Regions from separate parts of the Homo sapiens genome. Here region 1 is linked to region 2. A link is a contact called in ENCODE Hi-C or POLR2A ChIA-PET data. All regions are on one chromosome and are shown on one strand. The core of a region is the stretch at or near the end of the contact, and the rest is flanking DNA. Distances in the headings are between cores, read along the strand shown. Region 1 overlaps LOC105374928 (a long non-coding RNA gene). Region 2 overlaps LOC105374928 (a long non-coding RNA gene).

Region 1 (3,492 bases), core at 823-3,322, 38 kb after region 2:
CACTGTGAGTACTGAAAGTATTTTTTACTTACAAATATCATACTATTTTTTGTTTTTGTCTTTTTTAAAGACAGTGTGTCACTGTACCCTGCCCATGCTATCTTTTAAATTTATTCAGCAGACTCAACCTTTGGGCCCCAATGTAATGGCGTAGAGAACATTTCATATCAACTCATTCATCTTGTCTGTCCATTTGTTCTTGGCCTTGGTAGAACTGGAAAACTTCTGACACATAGACCTGACTGGGAGGGGGGAAATTTTAATGTTACAACCGAAGAACCACAGGAAGGGATATCCCAACTCTATTCCCATGGACTCGTGATTTCCCCAAGAGGCAAACACAGCAGATCACTTCGTCCATCATCTTCTTTGGTCTTTTAAAGAGCACAGCTTTTCCGGGACATGGACAGAAACCCCAGAGACAATTGAACTCATTGAGAAGCTGATTCCTTGTGCTGGGGACCAGGCTAACCCTGAATAAAGGAAGTCTTGCTCTCACTGTAGACTCTTTGCAACCTGTTTAAATCAAAGGAATTAATCCACACTGCAGCACACAGCTTATTTGTGATCATTAAGTGAAGTAGTGAAGAGGGGAACAAATGTTGTATACTCAGAGACACAGCCAATGTCATCCCCATGTGAGACGTGCTTGCTGGCTTGTGTGTTAAAGAGTGACTGGACTCCCATTCCTGTATGTTGAGGTTTCTCTAAACTCCAGTTCTGCCTTCCCAGTCAACAGAGGCTAAAGATACTAGGGAACATTATATGTTTTGTTCCTCTCTGTACATAGTTTTTCAGGTACCCAGGTTTTGCAACTTCACTACCTCTTCTTTGCTATTGTTAGGAATAAATACTATGGAGGTGGTGAGGGGACAAAAGAGCATACTGAAAAGGGCATGAGACAGGAGAGAGGATGGCAGATCCAAAACTCGGGGTGGGGAAAGAGCTTACCTGAATGATTTAAGACCCAGAAAAAGATGAGAACAGATACCCTGGGTGAATGTATCAGAGACCAGAGGCTGGTGAACCACTTCCAGAAAACCTGTGCCTCAGGCCTGAATGAAGCAGAATTCCTGAAGTCAGCCAAAGGAAGACCAGTCTGATGGTTCACAGAGGTGACCCAAGGAGGCAGCTGGCACAGAGGCCAGGTAGGAAGTGCCGCAATAGTGGCTGGCCCCTGGCAGTGCAGGAGAATCACCTGGAGCTTTGGGAGAATGCCAAGGTCTGGAGAAACACATATCTGTTATGAAGTTCATAAACAGGCAGAAGTAAATAATATATGTTTTAGATATACATACATTTGCATATAGATATAATAAAAGCATTTTCAAAACAAAGATGTAAAAATTCAGGGTCACGTTTACCTCTGGTGTAGGTAAATGAATGCATTAGTTGAGGATCACATGGATAATGAACTAATTATGATGTCCTGGCTCTTAAAGCAGGTGGCAAGTTCACGGGTATTTGTTATATTATTAAAATTGGACTACATGAAAGATGCACCCATGCAGTGGTGATGCATGTGCCATGAATCAAGATTCAAACTTTTCCAGTTCTAAGCACCTGAGATGCGATTTAGAAATGTACTAATGCTGCTATTTAAAAATTAGGACGGCTACTATTAGGCCATCTTAATTTGGATGGCTACTATTAAAAACATTAGAAAATAAGTGTTGGCGAGGATGTAGAGAAGATAGAACCCTCATGCACTCTTGGTGGGAATGTAAAATGGTGCATGCAGCCAGTGTGGAAAATAGCGTGTGGTTCCTCAAAAAATTAAACATTGAATTACCAGATGCTCTAGCAATACCATTTCTGGATATATATCTAAAATAATCACCACATACAGTGGCTCATGCCTATAATCTCAGCATTTTGGGATCTGGGAGCCCTCCCTTGGCTAGGGGCTATTTTCTAGGGTGTGAAAGAATGTGATACATGTGCTCTGTCCACTTCCCTGTCCCGTGGCACAGGGACAATCAGAAAGTCCCCTCTGCTGGGAGAAGGTCACGGTCCAAGATGACAGGTAAACCCAAGGTCAGAAGCCCAGGGCTCTTGAGGATGCCAACTGGCTCCACCGTATCGGGTGATTTCTCACATTCCTGGGGCCAAGTCTCCTGTTTTGTAACAGTTCAGTCAAGGATTTTACTGGAGTAGACAAGCATGAAATGAATTTTCCAGAGACGTTTCCGAAGTGGGGGAAAGTTCATGGCTCCAAGGCACCGGTGGATAATGAAACAAAACTGCGAGCTTCTGTTTTTCTTTAGAAAGAGGGCTTCCCAGTTTTTAAAATCTGGATTTCTAAAACTTGAGCTGTATTTTCAACTCTCAGCTCAGCTTTGCCCTCTCACCCTGGTGTTGCAAGTGGATTCTGCGCTGCTTCTGAATTACCCAGGTGGGCTGCCCGGGTTCTGCAAAGCACTGCAATATCGCTCAGAGCAGGTGCTCTTCAGACCTCTGGTTGCGATTACTCTCAGCGCAGGGTCACCACCACCCAGAGGGACACACTTGGAGCAAACTTAGTGAAGGGCGCTTGCCTTAATCAGCTGGTAATCGCCCATTATCAGTCTTTATTAGACTGTTGTTTATTTTAAGGAACTCGTCTTTGATTTATGTAAAACCAAATACTTAGTTTCAAAATGAAAACTAAAAAAAACCTGGCCATCCTTTTTCACTTTTGGCATTACCTACCCCGCACTTGTCTTTGATATACATATGTACAGAAACCAATTTTGGGCTCCCAGACCTAGGAGAAATAAGGAAAATAAAAAACAAAAATCAGTTTTATAAAACATGCTAATAAAAATACTTCGATTCATACTCATCCACCACTCACTGAATCTGCCGGTTCTGAACCTCGCTTCCACTGTTTGACCTTGAGTAACTTATTTAATAAATCAGTGAGACTCAGTTACCTCTAAATTGGAATAATAATACCTATTTGGAGGGGACTATTATAAGAATTAAGTAAAATACCATATACTGCCTCTTGGAATCACTCCTTTATCTCTATTAAAATTATTACCATCAGAATGCAGATCTCCAGTTTACTACACTTTACACCCTAGTTGCAGATGTGGTATCAAGGACTGACTCCAAGCTTATGTCCTTGCAACTAGCCTGACACTGACAAACGTTTCCCTTCCTGAAACACCAGCCCCTTGATACCACCCTTGCTTGAGGTTTCCAGTAGCTTCTTACTGCCTGTCCATACCAGCTGCAGCTCAAAACCCACCATAGCTTCATCCCGTTCCACTTCTATGACTATACTAAATGTTGCCTGTTTCCATCGGAGTGCCCTTTTAAACCCTTTTTCCTGGAGGTAGGAAAGTCTAACTTAGTTTTTCTAACTGCTTTTTGTTTTGTACATGTCTCTATCTTCCCACTCTTTCCTCACCACCCACTTCTTTCTCTCTAGCAAAATCCGTGTGCATCCAATAGGATTTACCTGCAGACCAGCCCCTCCCAGAAAATAGTCCCAACGTCGCCAGT
Region 2 (3,191 bases), core at 200-2,699:
ACTAGCTGTTTTTGGTGTTTGGTGTCATTTACTGGGAACTAAATTGAATCCTATTTTGGGTGTATCAGCAAAGATATAATGGATTATAGTAAGTCAGGCTTCTGTTCAGAATTTTTTTGTTCTGTTTCAAACAGTGTTTGGTCTATCTTTTCTTTCTTTCTCAATTCCCTAACTTCCTGTATCTTTTCTTTGGGAGCTAATGTTTTGTTTTCTTTCATTCATTTCTTTCATACTTGTTCTAACTTCCCACTTTTCTCTTTTGGAGAATTTAAATTATCACCACTCAGCAGTCTGGATTTTTCATTCTAAAGATAGAGCTCTGCCACTCAGCTGAGCAGGTGGAGGGTACAATTTGACTTCTTACATCTATTCTAAATAGTAGGATTTTAAGAGAGAGGTTTTATATTTTTTCCCCAATGTAAGAGAAAGTAGCCACATGAAGTATATAAGGGCCTAAGTACAACTTATTGGCATAGTAACATATATGTTATCATAATTTATATATGTTATCTATTATAATTACATATTCAACCCTATATTCTGACTTTGAGATCTAAAAATCAGCATGTATATGTTGTGAACTATTATGTTCTGACCCACCAAAGAGTAGTAAATGACAAAGGAATCTGTTGAAATATGCAACTTTTCCATAATTACTAGGTATAGTGAACTAGTTAAACAAAAAATGTAAGATCAATTATTTCCACTCTGTAGCTCGATGTCTAGTCCAAAGTGAGGCTCCAAAGGTCATACTGAATCAAACCACAAGAATAAACACATGATCAAAATGAAATACATAACTGCCTGTTGGAATAGACTTCTCTGGGCTGCTTACTTCTCTCACATTTTGTGAGTATCTTTAGGGCCAGGCTCTTCTCACCCTCTGGGGCATGTTAGTTGAAGACTTATTTTTGTCAACAGATTGTAATATTCTGAAGGCAGTGATTATGTTTCCTATTGCTTAGTGTCCTCTATAGGGCTAAGTGGCAAAGCTCTAAAAGGGCAGATGACCAGGAAATGTTTGCTGAATTGGAAAAATAAAACAAAACAATTCAAAGGAGGTGCTGGTGCTTCTTTACTTTACAATCCCAGACTCAGTTATAGAATGCTGGCCATAATCTCAGCAACCCAAGCTTGCTTTCTTTTTCTTTTCTTTTCTTTTCTTTTTTTTTTTTTTTGAGACGGAGTCTTGCTCTGTCACCCAGGCTGGAGTCCAGTGGCATAATCTCAGCTCATCTCAGCTCACTGCAATCTCTGCCTCCTGGGTTCAAGCCATTCTTCTACCTCAGCCTCCCAAATAGCTGGGATTACAGGCACGCGCCATCATGCCCAGCTAAATTTTTGCATTTTTAATAGAGATCGGGTTTTGCCATGTTGGCCAGACTGGTCTCAAACTCCTGACCTCAGATGATCCACCCGCCTCGGCCTCCAAAAGTGCTAGGATTTACAGGTGTGAGCCACTGTGCCCGGCCCCAGGCTTTATTTCAAGAAAGCATTCTTAAGAAGCTATGAAATGCCTCTGAAAATTCCTTGCAACCTTGGAGTAACTTGATCCGGAGCCTAGACACTTGATTCTAGTCCTTGATTTTCTTATCACTTTCTGTAAACATTGAATAAACTACTGACTCTGCATTGCCTTAGCAAACAGAGTTTGTGTACATACTGCATCATGGGGAGTTAACAAAACCAACTGAATTCACAGTGGCTGCTATGATCAGGACAACTAACGTGGTTGAACTAGAATGGATCTTAGGAAGTCACTTTTCTTTTGCCAGTAACACATGCATTCTTGTGCATGAAGCAATGTATGGCTGACAGCCATCAACTGAATTACTCAACAGCTCCTCTTTGGTGCAATGCACTGTGTTGGACTCTGATACCCTGAATTCTTGATCCTCAAGGCATCGCCAGGACATTGGACTTTAGGTAAGTTAGGAGTTCTTCTTGGCTGTGCTTAGGCATCCAAGGAGCAGTGTGTGGAGAAGCAAAATTCAAACAGGTGTTATAACAAGGAATTCAATTCTGTACAGCGTCAGAATCAAAGTGACTCCCACATCATGATCCAGTTTGAGCACTGCTCCTTGTGGGCTGTTTGGATACTTCCAGGTGATACTAGAACCCCCTGTAGATTCATTGAATGGAAAGAGAAAGGAATTTAGAGATAGCCAAACCTGGCTAAAAATTTTGGCTCCAACAATTACCAACTATGTGAGATTTTGAGCAAGTTGCTTAAACTCTTTGAGCATTAGTCTCCTCATCTACAAATTGGAAATTATGAGTTGTTGTTGTTATTAGATTAAATGGGATTATGCCAAAAAGCTTTTATTATAATTCATGCCATTTAGCAAACATCAAATAAAAGATAACTTTTCCTCTTCTTCCTTTCCCTCTCCCATCTTCTCCTCCTTCTCCTTGCTCTTCTGCTCTTATTCTTATTCTTATCCCTATTCTTCTTATTCTGTGTCTATACTGGGAAAAGTACACCAGCATGGAAGGCTACATCCATCTTGCATAGAATCAGGTGTGAGGAAGACCCTAGTCCTCTTCATGGCCTTGTGTGCATGCACACACTTATATGTAAAGGCAGGAAAAGGGTTTGAGGTAGAAGGGGAAGATGGCACAGATTTTTTGAGGCAGGGATACTATCTCACGCAACACACCACCTGAATAGCCCCCTGCCCAACCAGTTAACACTCCTTGAGCAGGGAGCTGGTGATACGCTGATTTGGTCTAATTGTCATCTCTCTTCAGTCTCTTCAATTCCTGTGCCCTAGGAAGGTATGTGGAAAGAGAGAGGCAGCACTTTACTAATGGATGATTCTGCATTCTCATAAAGACCATTCTCAAGTTCACAGGCTTCAGAGGGGTGCTGCCTCCAACCACGCCTCACCCAACCCTGGTCCCCTTCTGCTCACTCCAGGGGCCCTACCAGATGAGCTTTCTGAGATCCACATGGTCCAAGGCCTTTCTCTTGGCTACTTCATATTCTAAATGCTGGGGCAAGGAACACAGTAGAAATTAAAGATGGGGAACTTGGCAGACAGGAAAAACAATTCCTGTGTACGCCAACAATTTGTAGCTAGGTCACCAAATTTGAGCTGCAAGAAAGAGGTAGATAAACACAAAACTAGACTAAGAACACATTCATCCATTTATTAATCTATTCAATTAGTTAAGATTATTATTATTTA

Evidence for each region. Hi-C counts contacts between places; a loop is a spot of excess contacts on that map. ChIA-PET counts read pairs that join two places held with the same protein, here RNA polymerase II (POLR2A). Pooled maps may share reads with other maps.
Region 1: a map of gastrocnemius medialis shows a loop between it and region 2 (2.2-fold over the local background). The contact joins two enhancer-like sites. A Hi-C loop is called at or near these places in 4 of 168 maps with a recorded cell type or tissue (ascending aorta, endothelial cell of hepatic sinusoid, esophagus muscularis mucosa and 1 more), 19 of 37 single-sample maps with no recorded cell type and 15 of 50 pooled maps. POLR2A ChIA-PET finds 5 or more read pairs at or near these places in 9 of 52 experiments (GM12878, OCI-LY7, PC-9 and 6 more).

What each region holds. Positions count from the first base shown.
Region 1 is chr6:11,471,108-11,474,599 of GRCh38, forward strand. All of the region lies in intron 1 of LOC105374928 (a long non-coding RNA gene), which reads left to right. Among named protein-coding and RNA genes, the nearest start is that of TMEM170B, 65 kb to the right of the region's middle. Within about 2 kb of position 2,073, at least 2 of the 41 ENCODE cell types and tissues checked have a DNase peak (open chromatin) inside an H3K27ac peak, as active enhancers do.
Region 2 is chr6:11,433,267-11,436,457 of GRCh38, forward strand. All of the region lies in intron 1 of LOC105374928 (a long non-coding RNA gene), which reads left to right. Among named protein-coding and RNA genes, the nearest start is that of TMEM170B, 100 kb to the right of the region's middle. Within about 2 kb of position 1,450, at least 14 of the 41 ENCODE cell types and tissues checked have a DNase peak (open chromatin) inside an H3K27ac peak, as active enhancers do.